3 separate regions of the Homo sapiens genome follow, and all the other regions are linked to region 1. The links are chromatin contacts, found by Hi-C or POLR2A ChIA-PET in ENCODE. All regions are on one chromosome and are shown on one strand. Each heading gives the region's core, a stretch centred on a gene start or an enhancer-like site at or near the end of the contact. The rest is flanking DNA. Distances are from core to core; before and after follow the strand shown. Region 1 holds the start of SCAP (SREBF chaperone). Region 2 holds the start of DCAF1 (DDB1 and CUL4 associated factor 1). Region 3 holds the start of ANO10 (anoctamin 10).

Evidence for each region. A loop is a pair of places that touch in the nucleus more often than their neighbours do. ChIA-PET counts read pairs that join two places held with the same protein, here RNA polymerase II (POLR2A). Pooled maps may share reads with other maps.
Region 2: a map of B cell shows a loop between it and region 1 (32-fold over the local background). The contact joins the promoter of DCAF1 here to the promoter of SCAP in region 1. A Hi-C loop is called at or near these places in 2 of 168 maps with a recorded cell type or tissue (B cell and CD8-positive, alpha-beta T cell) and 4 of 50 pooled maps.
Region 3: a loop to region 1 is called in a map of CD8-positive, alpha-beta T cell, with 12 times the contacts of the local background. The contact joins the promoter of ANO10 here to the promoter of SCAP in region 1. A Hi-C loop is called at or near these places in 1 of 168 maps with a recorded cell type or tissue (CD8-positive, alpha-beta T cell). POLR2A ChIA-PET finds 5 or more read pairs at or near these places in 1 of 52 experiments (CD8-positive, alpha-beta T cell).

The regions. Positions count from the first base shown.
Region 1 is chr3:47,473,543-47,478,711 of GRCh38, forward strand. It overlaps SCAP (SREBF chaperone), which reads right to left and starts at 2,399. Exons shown (of 23, transcript NM_012235.4): 1 at 2,257-2,399. LOC105377073 (a long non-coding RNA gene) reads left to right here and starts at 2,403. Exons shown (of 3, transcript XR_940821.3): 1 at 2,403-2,822; 2 at 3,100-3,160. RefSeq lists a silencer at 1,947-2,486.
Region 2 is chr3:51,497,507-51,502,675 of GRCh38, forward strand. DCAF1 (DDB1 and CUL4 associated factor 1) reads right to left here and starts at 2,509. Exons shown (of 25, transcript NM_001387579.1): 1 at 2,367-2,509. RefSeq lists an enhancer at 1,959-2,058 and silencers at 2,169-2,398, 4,651-4,750.
Region 3 is chr3:43,619,475-43,624,643 of GRCh38, forward strand. It overlaps ANO10 (anoctamin 10), which reads right to left and starts at 2,537. Exons shown (of 13, transcript NM_018075.5): 1 at 2,435-2,537. RefSeq lists a silencer at 2,251-2,750 and enhancers at 2,806-3,458, 3,459-4,111.

The sequences.
Region 1 (5,169 bases), core at 1,149-3,648:
CTCATCTGTTCAACGGGGGTGATGACACAAACTGTATATGAAGTACCTGTCAGAGCCGGTAAAACACTGGCAACCACCAATGGTGAGAGTAAGCAAACAGCACATGAACCTGTCATTCCAGGATCCCTGAGGCACATTCACATGCATGGCTAGATTCTGAGAGAGAAAACATCCCTAAAGTCTACCACCAAATGTTAATATACATACCTGCAGTGAAGCCCACAGGCACACTTTTTCTTTCCTTTTTTAGTTTATTTAATTCCTGAATCGCATATGCCTCCATTTTTCTAGTAATAAACTTGTAGTAAACTTTTTACCCACCTAATGACAGTGACTGAGGGAACGGGGGAAGGGCCCCAAACCAGTGATTATAAAGTCCACGGAGATCTCTAGAGAGGGGGCGTTTTTGCCGCAACAGCAAAAGAAAAGAGAGAGCATTCAAGCCAGGCGCGGTGGCTCACGCCTGTAATCCCAGCACTTTGGGAGGCCGAAGCGGACGGATCATGAGGTCAGGAGATAGAGACGATCCTGGCTAACACGGTGAAACCCCGTCTCTACTAAAAATACAAAAAAGTAGCCGGGCATGGTGGCGGGCGCCTGTAGTCCCAGCTACTTGGGAGGCTGAGGCAGGAGAATCGCTTGAACCCGGCAGGCGGAGGGTGCAGTGAGCCGAGATGGCGCCACTGCACTCCAGCCTGGGCGACAGAGCGAGACTCCATCTCAAAAAAAAAAAGAAAGAAAGAAAAGAGAGAGCATTCAAACATCAGATCAGTTCATAATAAATTTAAAAAGCCTAATTCTTTCCATTTCAATTTATGACCAAAAGAATAAATATGGAAATATATTTATACAGTGTTAAATATATTTATATAGTGTTTTTTACATCATGTGCTCAGTGGGAATACTGCAAATGTGTAAAACACCTAAAATGTAAACTATATTAACACACATTTTAAAAGATACAGGTCTTGGCCGGGCACGGTGGTTCACGCCTGTAATACCAACACTTTGGGAGGCCAAGGCTTGTATAATGCTTGAGCCCAGGAGTTAAAGACCAGCCTGGGCAACACAGCAAGACCCCCATCTCTACAAAAAAATACAAAAATTAGCCGGGCGTGGTGGCACACACCTGCTGTCCCAGCTACTGGGGAGGCTGAGGTGGGAGGATCACCTGAGCCCAGGAAATCAAGGCTGCAGTGAGCCGAGATCGCGCCACTGCACTCCAGCCTGGGAGACAGAGTGAGACCCTGTCTCCAAACAAACAAACAAAAAACAAGTCTTTAGGCATCACTGAGGAACACCTAAAATGGATACAGCACTAACTAGACACCCTCGACCCTGACTCCCTAATAAAAGCGTCAGTCTTTTGCTCAATATCCTGACCTGACAGCAAACCAATAAAGACACGGCATAACCAAACTCCACAAATTTTTGGCCAAATAAAAGAAACACACGCAACGCTAACATTAAACCTTTTCTATGGCCGCTTCACGATAAGTATTACAAAATCCCCAGAAAGAGTTTATTCACCTAGCTCCGACTGTCGCCATACAAGGTGGAGCAGTGAGTGACCCGAACCAGGGGCTGACCCCTGCCAGAGCCCCCACAGCGACTCACTGCCCCCCCCTCCGCATTCCCATCTGCACAACTTTCTGTGATTCAAACAGTCCGGAGCCAGGGCTCCCTGCAACTAACGCTATCGTGACATTATAAGCCGGTTAAATACTGAGGTCATAAACCCACTCAGAAGTAAACAGAAGCAACATTAGTGAGCAAAGTTGAGGTTTAAGCAATACGGAAAACTAGAAACCAAGCAAAACCAGCAAAGCAACTAGCGTTGTCTCTCAATAAGATCTTCCAAAAGAGGCAAAGTGGAGAACCTGCTCTCCCCCGCACTCCGGAAAACCCAAACAGCACCAAAGCAGGTTCTACAACAGCTTCCCGGAGCAACTAGGCCAGGGGATGCGACGCCGCGCATCTCCCCCCGTCACACCAGGGGCCCGCGGAGGTCTGGTGGGGACGCGGAGCTCCAGGGGCCGGCCGGTGCAGGGACACGGCCGGGTTGGGGGTGGGGACGCGCGGCCCTGCCTCCTTGCCGGCCTGCGGTCTCCAGGGCCGGCCCGCACGGCTGCTGGACAGCGCCATGCCCACGCACCCCCGAACCTAGCGGCCCCCATTCCGGAACTCCCAGCTCCACGCGGCTGGGGTCGAGCTGGGGCCCGCGGGCAGGCGCCCTGAGCACCCGCGTGACGGTACCTGTGGTGGCAGCACCTCCCAAGCTGCGGCGGCGGCGGCGGCGGCGACGGGGGCGGCAGCAGGGGCGGAGCGCGGCGTGCGCGCTCTCGGCCCGCAGTCCGGTGCGTGGCGCCCTCCCTCTCTCTCCTGGCCGCCGGGTGCCCGCCCCTTCACCTCTCACCTCCTACCTTTACCCTCCCGCCCCGCCGCCCTCCGCACGTGCGCCCAGCGGCGTGCGCATGCGTAGTCGAACCACATTCGCGTCTCCCGTTCGCCCTCTGGTGGACACCGGAGGGAAGTATGGACGGCCGGGCCGGGCCGGGCCGGGCGGAGCGTGAAGCCGGGTTAGGGCCCGCCGGGTTTGGGCCCACCGGCTCTCATCGGTCATCAAGAACTTGCAGAAAGCCGGGCACGGTGGCTCGCGGTTGTAATCCCAACACTGTGGGAGTCCAAGGCGCGAAGATCGCTTGAGCCGAGGAGTTAGAGACCAACTTGGGCAACGTAGGAGACCTCCGTCTCCACAAGTAAAATTAATTAGCCGGCTGTGGTGGCGCGCACCTGTGGTCCCAGCTACTCAGGAGGCTGAGGTAGGAGGATCACCTGAGCCCGGGAGGTCGAGGCCACAGTGAGACAAAAAACAAAAAACCCACCCTGCACAAGATGCTCATGTTCCCTGTTTTATAATGGCAAAAAATTAGAAGCAGCTGGGCCGAGATACACTGCAAATGCAGATGAGAAGAATAAATAATGTCCATAAAACTAGTTTCCCTATAGACATTTAAAAGCATAAGTTGACATTTAACCATTTTCCACAGGGAACAGGTATTTGTTATAATAGCAACAGCTACGTTCACTGTTTACTAGGTGTCAGTTGCGGAGCTGGTATTGTACATGTCCTCGCATTTGGCCCTCCTGAAAATCCGAGGTAGGTCTTGTTACAGGGCCTCACAGAAGGGGAAGGGGAGGCTGCCTCCCCTCGAGGGAAACACAGGTCCCCACCTGCCCAGCTCTGGCCCAACTAGAGACGCTGCCCGGACCACTCTGGGGGGACTTTGATCATGCTACTGCATGCCCTTGCTGTACCCAGGTCTTGTGTCAGAGGTAAGCCTCCCCTCAGCCCCTGCCTACTGCCCGAGACACCCGCACCCACCCCAGGGCTACCTGGATAAGGCAGGCCCTGTACCTGCCCTCAAAGGCACCAGCAAACTTCTCTGGGAGTTCCAGAAAGTGCAGATCTAGTCACCAATGCAAGGCAGAAATTAGAGGTGGCCCTTCTGACCGCACCAGCCCCCGACCCACTACACATTCTTCAGATACCTCCTCCTAAAACCCAGTTCCCACCGGACTCTGGCCTCCCTCCTTGCCCACCACACTATTGTCACAATGAAAGTAACAATGGGGACAGTGGGCCTTGGCCCAAAGTGACTTTCAGGGTTATGACATTTTCAGCATTGTCTTTTGGCTTAATATGGGAATTTTGATCCTATAAAGAAAGTATTCGCTGGGCGCGGTGGCTCACGCCTGTAATCCCAGCACTTTGGGAGGCCAACACGGGCAGATCATGAGGTCAGGAGATCGAAACCATCCTGGCTAACACGGTGGAACCCCATCTCTACTAAAAATACAAAACAAACAAAAAAAAAATTAGCCGGGCGTGGTGGCAGGTGCCTGTAGTCCCAGCTACTCGGGAGGCTGAAGCAGGAGAATGGCATGAACCCGGGGGGCAGAGCTTGCAGTGAGCCGAGATCATGCCACTGCACTCCAGCTTGGGCGACAGAGCGAGACTCCGTCTCAAAAAAAAAAAGAAAAAAAAAAAGAAAGAAAGAATTTTTTAGGTTATTTTTATTTTTACATTTGAGGTCTCACTCCTTTACCCAGGCTGGAGTGCAGTGGTGTGGTCATAGCTCACTGCAGCCTCAACCTCCTGGGCTCAAGTGATCCTCCCAAGAAGGTAGGACTACAGATGAGCGCCACCATGCCATTTTTGTTTTTGTTATTTTTATCAAGATGGGGTCTTTTGCTGTGTTGCCCAGGCTGGTCTCAAACTCCTGGGCTCAAGCAGCCTTCCCATGTTGGCCTCCCAAACTGCTAGGATTACAGGCATGAGCCACCGTGCCCATCCTGTTTGTTGTATTAAATGAGAGAGAAGCAACAATAGAGAGCATTCAGGGGAACTTACCTACACCCCTTACCTATCCTGACATCACTCTCTCCAGGTCTGATCCCTTGAAATACCATCATTTGTCCCCTCAGAAACCTTGGGCATGAAGGAGTCCTCCTGAGCCCTGGGCCCACTGTACCAAAGTCTTCTCTCCAGAGAGGGTCAGGAGCCTGTCTTTTAACCACCTCCATGGCAGGACTTAGCCAGACTGCCTTGGGAACTGCTGTCATTCTCCTCACTCACCACCTCTTCCCACCCAACCACTCCATCAAAGCTGTGTTTGCAGAGGACTGACCCTCAGTGAAGTCTGGACACTCCCCCACAAAAAATAAGAGGCTCCAAAACTGACAAGCACCTAGCTAAGTACCTTTGTGCCTTGAAGCATGGCAAACAATCCTCCACTGCCCTAAGAGAACCCACTGAGAATCCTGTGGAGCCTCTGGGGAAGCTGGGGTTTATGGGGCCCTGGTAAATCTGCTACAGAATGCCCCCCATGGAATATAATGAAGTGGACATGATTTTTGGGCTTCTCCCACAACATTTTTTTTTTTTGAGACACAGTCTCATTCTGTTGTCCAGGCTGGAGTGCAGTGGTGAGGTGTTGGCTCACAGCAACCTCCCCCTCCCAGGTTCAAGTGATTCTCCCACCTCAGCCTCCTGAGTAGCTGGGATTATAGGTGTGCGCCACCATGCCTGGCTAATTTTTTTTTGCATTTTTAGTAGAGACAGAGTTTCGCCATGTTGGCCAGGCTGTCTCAAACTCCTGATCTCAG
Region 2 (5,169 bases), core at 1,259-3,758, 4.0 Mb after region 1:
AACCCGGGAGGTGGAGGTTGCAGTGAGCCGAGATTGCACCACTGCACTCCAGCCTGGGCAACAGAGCAAGACTCCGTCTCAAAAAAAAGAAAAAAAAATTTTTTTTAAATTGACAGGCACAGTGGCTCAAGCCTGTAATCCCAGCAATTTGGGAAGCCAAGTCGGAAGGATTGCTTGAGGTCAGCTGGGCAACATTTTGAGACACAGTCGACACAAATATTTAAAAATTAGCCAATCATGTTAGCCTGTGACTGCGGTCCTAGTTACTCAAGAGGCTGAGGCAGCAGGCTCCTTTGAGCCCAGGAGTTGTTGGAGGCTGCAATGAGTTATGATGACACTCGAGACCATCATGGCTAACACGGTGAAACCCTGTGTCTACTAAAAATACAAAAAATTAGCCGGGCGTGGTGGCAGGCACCAGTAATCCTAGCTACTTGGGAGGCTGAGGCACGAGAATGGCGTGAACCTGGGAGGCGGAGCTTGCAGTGAGCTGAGATCGCGCCACTGCACTCCAGCCTGGGCAACACAGTGAGACTCTGTCTCAAAAAAAAAAAAAAAAAAAAAAAAAAAAAAAAGCCAGCGCAGTGGCTTACATCTGTAATCCCAGCACTTTGGGAGGCCGAGGTGGGCAGATCACGAGGACAAGAGCTTGAGACCAGCCTGGCCAATATGCTGAAACCCCATCTCTACTATAAATACAAAAATTATCCGGGCGTGGTGGCGCGTGCCTGTAGTCCCAGCTACTCCGGAGGCTGAGGCAGGAGAATCACTTGAACCTGGGAGGCGGAGGTTGCAGTGAGACAAGATCGCGCCACTGCACTCTAGCTGGGGCAACAGAATGAGACGCTGTCTCAAAAAAAAAGAAAAAAGAAAAAAAAAAAAAAAAGAGTTATCACACCACTGCACTCCAGCCTAGGCTACAGGGCAAGATCCTGTATCTAAAAAAACAGGCCAGGTGTAGTGGCTCATGTCTGTAATTCCAACACTTCGGGAGGCTGACCAGGGAGGATCACTTGAGTTCAAAACCAGCCTGGGCAACATACTGAGACCACTGTCTCTATAAAAAATAAATGAATAAAAATAAAAAATTTTAAAACTGTATAATAGGCAGAACAGTAAAACACTGTACTCAGCAACTACGCAAGAGATACTAAGTACAAAATGATTTCCCTACATTCCCCAAATTCTCTATTATCTCTTTAACATCCAAAAATATATACCCACTCAAAAATGGGTAATGAATAAATGTTATATAGAAAACCCAAATGGTCACATCATTAAGAAAAATACTAAATAGATCCTAAAATCTAAATATACACATTTACATAAACATTAAAGGTAAACTCCAGTAAGCTGGAAAAAGAAAATGCAGGATGATATTACCAATTAACCTCTCATTCTGTACATTAACGATGCATTTTGAACAGGAAGATGCTACTAATATAAAAAATTAAGACATGTAAACTAATTAAAAGGCTTCATCAAAAAAACAGGGTAAGGAAAAACCAAGACCAACATGACATGGCCAAGGACGAGTCATTTGTGACTCAAAAATAGCTAAATACAAACACTCCAAAACTATTTCCTCAACAAATGGAAAACCAGAGCGCTGCCACCGCAGTAAGAGGAAACCAGACAGAAAACCGTCTAAGAAGTGAAGTTGTTAAGCAAACGCTTCTGACACCCCAGTTGAAAACTACTATAACCCCCGGAAATAGACTCCAGGGAAGCTTCGCGGGCACTCTGAGGTTTGACTCCAGGCTGCGGGACCCGCACACCTCTCTTTCCAACCCTTCCCTCTTTCATGGGGATGGGAGGAGCGCCCGGAAAGCTCCGCCCCCGTCGCACGGTCCAAGAGGCAGGCGGGTGCAGGGAGAGGTGGCACGAGGCCGAGAGACGGGAGAGCCCGCCCAGGTGACTGGAGCTGGAGGCGGAGACACAGTCCGGGAAGGGGCCCGCCGTATAGTACGGAAGATGGAGCCCCGCAAGCCCGTACGGAACAGAGACTAGGAGGATTGGAAGGAAAAAGAAAACAAGGGAAATGAAATGCGCCCCTCCTCCAGGTAGGGGCGGACACACCCCGCCCCCCCACTCCGGGCGGAAGAGTTACTCTCGGGAAGCTTCTCGTGGGGAGTGGAGGAAGAACGTGGAGGCCCCGCCCCCAGGACAAGAATCAGGAGGAGGAAAAGTCCTGTCAGGCCCCGGGCCCAGCCTCCCGGCAGACCGGCCCGCCCCCTCCTCGCCGGCGGCCCAAGCAGGTGCCGCCCCTCCCCCAAGCCCGGCGCCCACTCTGCCGCCCGGCCAGCCGCGCGACCTGCTTCCTCGCGCCCCTCCCGTAGAGTCGCCTCCCTCCATTTCCCACTCACCGTCCGAGGCGGCTCCGCCGCTGCCCCCCCCCGACCCCGCCAGTGGCCACAGTTCACACACACACAGCCTCAGGTCCCGCACTCACTCTCCACTCACACACACACACAGCGCGACCACGGCTCCACAGCGGCCCACATATTATGCGTCACTCGCGCGCTACGTGCACCGCGCGCGCGCGCTCGCGCCTACTTGGCGCGAGGACCGCGAGCAAGGGGCGGGAAGAGAACGCCTGCACGATCGGGGAAAAAAAAAAAAAAAAAAAAAAAAAAAAAAAAAAAATCGAAGAGCCCCGGGGACGCCTGGGAAATGAAGTTCCGCGTCTAGGGGCGGGCCCACCAGTCCCAATTGACGCATGAGCTCTTCGCCTGGCGCATTGACTTCTGGATTTGTAGTTTTTTTGGATAAATGCGAACTGCTGAGTACTCATTGGCTGCTTCGGAAGGCGGAAGTGAAAAGTGAGGGAGCCAATCCTTCTAAGACAGTACTGTAATCGCCTGATACTTTTTCAGTGTCTTGTTCTGACCTGTGTGCGCAAAGAGCCTCTGTTTTATTTGGCCATTTGCCTTATCTTACCTAGAACATACCGTGATCTAAGAAAATATTTCTCATAAACATATCAGAAATCACAGCACTCATTAAATCAGAAGGCACTGGTTGTTTTTTGTTTGTTTTGTTTTGTTTTTTTGAGACAGAGTCTCGCTCTGTTGCCCAGGCTGGAGTGCAGTGACGATCTCAGCTCACTATGACCTCCGCCTCCCGGGCTCAAACAGTCCTCCCACCTCAGCCTCCAGCTGAGACTACAGGCGCATGCCACCACACCCAGCCAATTTTTGTTTCTGTTTTGTATGTGCGTGTTTGGTAGAGACATGGTTTTGCCGTGTTGGCCAGGCTGTTCTCGAACTCCTGGGCTGAGTTCTCCCAGCCTCTTTTTTCTCTGTCTTTTTTTTTTTTTTTTTTTGACAGGGTCTCGCTCTGTCATCCACGCTGGAGTGCAGTGGCGCGATCACAGCTCACTACAGCCTCAATCAACCTCCTGGGCTCAAGCTATCTTCTCACCTCAGCCTCCCAAGTAGCCGGGGCTACAGGTGTGCACCACCACACCCGGCTAATTTTTAAAAATTTTTGTAGAGACGAAGTCCCACTGTGTTGTCCAGGTTGGTCTTGAATTTCTAGGCTCAAACGATTCTCCTGCCTCGGCCCCCCGAAGTGTTGGGATTACAGGCATGAGCCACTGCACCCAGCCTCTGTCTTTTTGTTCAAGACCTAGCCTGTAAGAATCAATAGATACTTATTGCCAGGTTATTATACGTGAGGCAGAGAAGTGAAAAATCAAAAGCTCATAGATTAAGGCAGGACTGACCTCACAGGTCACTTAATTCAATTTCTTCATGTTGTTGGGAAAAATGAGGCCCAGAGGGAGTGAGCGACTTGCCCAGCATCACACAACCAATTAACAGCAGAACCAGAGGACTCCTTACTCTGACCAGCAGTCCCTCTTGTGGGGCATAGAAGATAAACATGACCCACAGTTGAGCAGAATCTCGACCTGACAAGATCCTACCCAGCGTTCAAGGCCTTATGCAGCTCATTATCTCTCCGGGAATGCTGAGCAAGTCTCCGTGCATCTCCATGAGTCTTCACGGCAATACTGTCACATGAATACAAGACACAGCAAGCCTGCTGCTATGCTCAGGCTCGACAGCTAGTAAGGATCCTGAATCCTGGGTCCCTTGGTTTCATTCCCCACTAGATCCCATTTCCCTCTTTCCAGAAAAGGGACCATCCTCCTTCTCTTAAATGTGTAACTTGGAGCTACTGCTCCAAGCAGAGATTCTCTAATATGTGCTGGGAGCGCCACAGACATGTCACCTTTCTTCACTTCTTTCTCCTGCCACAACACACAGGTCCCTTCTCTGTGCTTCTGGAACTCTACCTCTGTCAGTAATGGCCAGTACCATTTCTTTCAACTTCAGAGCATGCTGGGCCCTGAGCCAAGTGTTCCAGCCACACTCTCTCATTTAACCCTCACTACCCTGCCACACACACAGGGAAGATATGGTTAATCACCTTTACAGATGAGAAATCTGGACCCAGAGAGGTAGAACAAGGAATGGAACCCACATGCCATTCCTCCAGCACTCCTTCAGGTGACTTTCCTGCCATGCCTCCCTGGGCCATGAACCTAAAATGTATGAGGATGGGACATTTAAGCCTTGGATATCTCCCCTCTGACTATGGTCTAGCCGGCCCAGTGGTGACTTCTCCGCTGGCTGGGGTCCTAAGAGGCAGAGCCCTTAGGGGAGCTCAAGGCTTAGCTCACGCGCTCCTGGCACTGCCTCAGTCTGCCACCAGATGGCACTGCTTCATTTCAGAAACCCAACCTGGTCAGAGCACTGTGGCTCATGCCTGTAATCCCAGCACTTTGAGGGGCTGAGAATCTCTTGATCCCAGGAGTTCAAGACCAACCTGGGCAACATAGAGAGACACCCCCACCCTCACCCTTGCTCCACTGTCTCTACAAAATATCTTAAAAATTTGCCGGACGTGGTGGTGCATGCCTGTAGTCCCAGCTATTTATGAGGCTGAGGTGGGAGGATTGCTTGAGCTTGGGAGGTTGAGGCTACAGTGAGCTGTCATTGTGCCACTGCACTCCAGCCTGGGTGACAGAGAGAGACTCTGTCTCAAAAAAAAATTTTTTTTTAATTTTTTTAAAAAACAAACCCAGCCTGGGGCCCTGGGTTGGTGATGGGAGCAAGAAGCATTAAGAAGGGGCTTTGGAGAAGCCAGGGCCTAGGAGGCAGG
Region 3 (5,169 bases), core at 1,287-3,786, 3.9 Mb before region 1:
AGGGCATAAGGAAATTTGTACTATTTTTGCAACTTTTTGTAAATCTAAAATTATTTCAAAACAAGAAACTTTTTAAAAAGAGCCTCTTCCAGGGGCTGGGCACAGTAGCTGAGGCTTGTAATCCCAGCACTTTGGGAGTCCATGGGGGGTGGATCTATTGAGCTCAGGAGTTCAAGACCAGCCTGGGCAACATGGCGAAACCCTGTCTCTACAATAAATACAAAAAAAAAGAAAAAAAAAATTAGCTGGATACGGTGAAGCTCTCGCCTGTAGTCCCAGCTACCCAGGAGGCTGAGATGGGAGGATCACCTGACCCCAGAGGTCAAGGCTGCAGTGAGCTGTGACTGCACCACTGCACGCACTGCAGTTTGGGCAACAGAGTGAGACCTTGTCCAAAAAAAAAAAAAAAAAAAATCCTCTTCCACCCAAAATTCCGTAATTTCCTAACACATACACACAAAAACTCATACACATTAAAAATAACAGTTTTGGATTCACACATGACATGAGATTTATTGTGAGCTTTTAACCATTAAAACAAAGGTTTACTGCTTATAAAAACAGAAGGCTAGAGACAATTTAACTGACAGATGAGAAAAAGGCTTAGTACAGCTCTCATGCAAGCCATGACAAATATATCCATTTGAGGAACACTGATTTTTCACCTCCAAGCACAGTACTAGGCACATAACTAAAACTCTAATATTTAAAAAAAGAATGAATCCACATGATGAATGATTATACAAGCATTTTCAAAGATGTTTAAGAAGAATTTGATCCACAAAAATGCTAAGTGAGAAAATGTAAGGTGGAAAGAAAAAGCAAAAGTATGAAGTAATATAACAATATTACCCCAATTAGGTAACAATACTACCCTAATTTTGTGTACATTCATATACACAAAAATACAAAAATTAGGAAGAAATGCATCAAAATGTTATTACATGTGGCAAAACTACAGATTTTAATTTTCATCCTTATAATTTTCTCTGTCTTCCAAGTTGTCTACAATGAAAAAAGTTGGCCAGCACAGTGGCTCACGTCTGTAATCCCAGCACTTTGGGAGGCCGAGGTGGGAGGATTACCTGAGGTCAGGAGTTCAAGACCAGCCTGGCCAACATGGTGGAACCCCATCTCTACTAAAAACACAAAAATTAGCCGGGCATGGTGGCAGGCGCCTATAATCCCAGCTACTCGGGAGAATCGCTTGAACCCGAGAGGCGGAGGTTGCAGTGAGCAGACATTGTGCCACTGCACTCCAGCCTGAGCGACAGAGCAAGACTCCGTCTCAAAAAAAACAAAAAGAAAAAAGTTTCAGTGGGTTTAAGTGCATTTACACACTTCAATTTATCAAGACTTTTCTATGCCCTTCCATTATTTTAGATCTTTCAAATTTCATTCATCTGCAACTCTACGATTCTTTCAGCAACAGCTGTTCAGAACAGATGATTTACTTTCCATAGCGAATTTTAAACTGTTTATCATGCAGAATGGGCCCTTAGAAAACATCTAGTCCTCTAGATTTGTATGACTTTAAATTAAAAGTAGACACTACAAAGTGGATTTAACCGCTTTAAACCCCACAGGATTAGATTTAAACTCCGCAGGATTTAAGGCAATATGATACAACTGTGTCTTGAGTCTGAATAAACCTCAGCTGCACTTTTTAAGTCTGGGATCTCCATACACCGTCCTGCTGGAATATAAGGTTTTACAGAAGGCAGCGCACACCAATGCTGGTGCTGTGAAGGCACCCACAAAATCAGACGCTGCCTATAGGGGAGAACCCCATTCCATCCACGTTTCTCAGGTGTCCCAGGCACTAGCCAGACAGGTATCTATTATTTAAACTGTACAGTATGTCCCAGTCAAAAGCCTGGAAACTCAGTCACCTCGATGTGAGCATTATCCTGCAAGCCCGCTCCGGCCAAACCTGCTTGGAGACAGCCTAGTCCGCCCTGATCCCCGGACTGCCCGGGAAGCAAGAACCCCGGGACCCGCGAGCTGACCCTTCTAAAAACCACCCTTCACTCCGCTCCGCCGACCACCCCACTCACTGCCTCCTTCCCCAAAGCGCTGAGGCCCCCAACATCCTCCATCCTGACTTCACCAGCCCCAAATTTCCGCCTCACCGCCTTTCTCTCAGGACTCAAACCCTCGCCCCAGACCCATAATCCCCTCCACAAACCTCTCCCCTCCCCTGCGACCGCCGCTCCCCGCAACACCTTCACTCGTCCCTGCCCCCACAGCCCCCGCGCCCATCCTGGTCCCACTTCCCATCCCCAGGGGTGCTGGCACCGGGAGGCGGCCCGGGAACGCAGGGCGGCGACCAGGCGGAGCTCCTGGAGCCTGCAGCGGCCGGGGCTCTGTGGCTGCAAGGGGCCGGGCTCTGCTGCGGACAGCTGGGGGGTCCGAGGTGCCCTCCCCGACTCACCAGCCGCCGCAGCGCTCCACGTCTTCGGAGGCGGGTCCGAGAGCCGGCGAGAACCGGAGGCCGGGCGAAAGAGTGCTCGGTGCGGGGGGCGGGCCAGGCCAGTGGGGCGGGCGCCGCCGAGCGCTGGGCGTGGCGGACGCGGCGGGGCCTAGATGCGGTCACACGCAGGGGGGCGGGGCCGCGGCGGGAGAGGCGGGGCCTCACTGGGCGGTAGCTCCGGGAGGGGCGGAACTGCGGTGGGAGGGGCGGGGCCTCACTGGGCGATCGTAGTGGACGAGAACCTAGACTGGAACCGGTCCGAAGAAAAAAAGGCAGCCCTCATTGGGCTGTCGCCTGGAACAGGAGACCAGGCCGGGAGAAAGGGAGGGGCGTGCCTAACGTACTGTACCACCCATCGAAATCCGGACGGCAGCGGGAGAGGCGCGGCCGAGAAGGCAGAGGCCTGGTTGGGCTGTCACTCCGAGCCGGGGCGGCATGTGGCTGGGCTCTCCAACCGCGAGCGGTCGGGGCAGGGGAAAGGAATACGCCCCTTCACATTTCCCTCTTCCATCTCTTAAAGACCAGAACCTAATTTTCTGGTCACTTTCAGGTATAAGAACAAGTCTCATTTTAACTGTAGCTCACTTTCAAGTTGTGAAAAACGCAGATCCTTTTATAATTAAAACCTAACATCCAACCACAGCCAAATCCCAAAACCCTTGCTCCTCCTAGAAATCGCCAGACACCTTTCCACCTCCAGGCTCAGAGTCTGCCCCAGCCATTCCTTCTGCCCAGAAAGCTCTTCCCTCGGTTGGCTGCTTGGCTCACTTCCTCACCTCCCTCAGTGTTTGCTGGGCTCTCACTTTCTCCCTGAGGCCCTTTCTGACCATCCTACTTAATACCTGTTCTCATCTGCTCCTCACCCCACCATTTCCTTACCTGCTCTCCTATTTCTTCTGTCCACCACACTTTTTGACTTTTTGTTGTTGTTGTTTTGAGATAGAGCCTCGCAATGTCACCCAGGCTGGAGTGCAGTGGCGCAGTCTCGGCTCACTGCAACCTCCGCCTCCCGGGTTCAAGCGATTCTCCTGCCTCAGCCTCCTGAGTAGCTGGGATTACAGGCGCGCACCATCATGCCCAGCTAATTTTTGTATTTTTTGTAGAGACAGGGTTTCACTATGTTGGCCAGGCTGGTCTAGAACTCCTGACCTCAGGTGATCCGCCTGCCTCGGTTTCCCAAAGTGCTGGGATTACAGGCGTGAGCCACCGCGCCCTGCCGGCTTTAAGTGTTTTTAGTTACCCAGGGTCTACCACAGTCTGAAAATAGGTGAGGCCAGAACAATAAGATATTTGGAGAGAGAGAGAGAGACCATATTCACCTTTTATTACAGTCTATTTTTATAATTGTTCTATTTTATTATTATTCATTGTTGTTAATCCCTTACTGTACCTAATTTATAAATGAAACTTTATCATAGTATGTATGTATGTGTAGGAAAAAACATAGTATACATAGAGTTTTATACTATCCTCAGTTTCAAGCATCCACTGTGGATCTTGGAATGTATCTCCCACAGATAATGGAGGATTACCAGCCCCAATGTTTAGAACAGTGTTAGGTCCATAGCAGACAAGCAATAATTCTGAAATGAAAAATTTAAAAAATGAATGAACACTTTCTGCCTCCATACATCCAGCTTTGGCCAGATCAATGCCTCAACAAACTGCAGTGCGGAGAAGGCTGGTCTGTTCTTTACTCCCCACCCTTCTCTGGGTCTTCCAGGTTCCAGGCAGGAGGCAGGGAAACTAAAAGAAAGGAGCAGAAGACTCGTTACTTGGTAGGAGCAGTTTGTCATTCTTTCTAGTCCTCCGATGCTATCATGGCAGCTCACAACATTATTAACCAGTTTTTGTGCAGCTATCTTTTTGTAGGTCCTGTGTGGTTATGTTCAGAAGTTCTCTCTTTCTTCTGAAAATCAGGACAAATTATTTATGAACTTCAATAAGTTTAGACATGAATTACTCCTTAGACTTTTGTTTTTAAATTGTACTCTTCTTATCTTCTCATCCTAGAACGCACGGCCATCCTCCATATAATTTCATTTTCTTATATTTATGTGGCTGGAGGAATTAGGAAGAAAAATGAATGGAAATATAAAAGTCATTTTCTCTTGTATAATCTTATTTCATCTCCACAATTAACAAATTAAAACTTTCTGTTAAGTATAGCAAATTGTTGGACAGCATAAATGGCAAACCTGAGTTAATGACATAGATCCCTATATAGTAGTCCCCCTTAGCCACATTTCAATACCCCCACTGGATGCCTGAAACCACAGATAGTACTGAACCCTGTATATATTATGTTTTTTCGACCTGATAGCCTAGATGGCTGCTAAGTGACCAAAAGGTATGTAGCATTGATATAGTTTGGATCTGTGTCCTCACTTAAATCTCATGCTGAATTGTAATCTCCAGTATTGGGGGTGGGGCCTGGTGCAAGGTGATTGGATCATGGGGGTAGATTTCTCATGAATGGTTTAGCACCATCCCCTTGGTGCTGTCCTCGAAATAGTGAGAGACTTTTCACAAGATCTGGCTGTTTAAAAGTGTGTGGCATCTTGCTCTCTCTCTGTTGCTCCTGCTCTCGCCATGTGATATGCCTGCTCCCCCTTTGCTGTCTGCCATGATTTTAAGTTTCCTGAGGCCTTCCCAGAAGCCAAGCAGATGCCAGCATCATGCTTCCTGTACAGCCT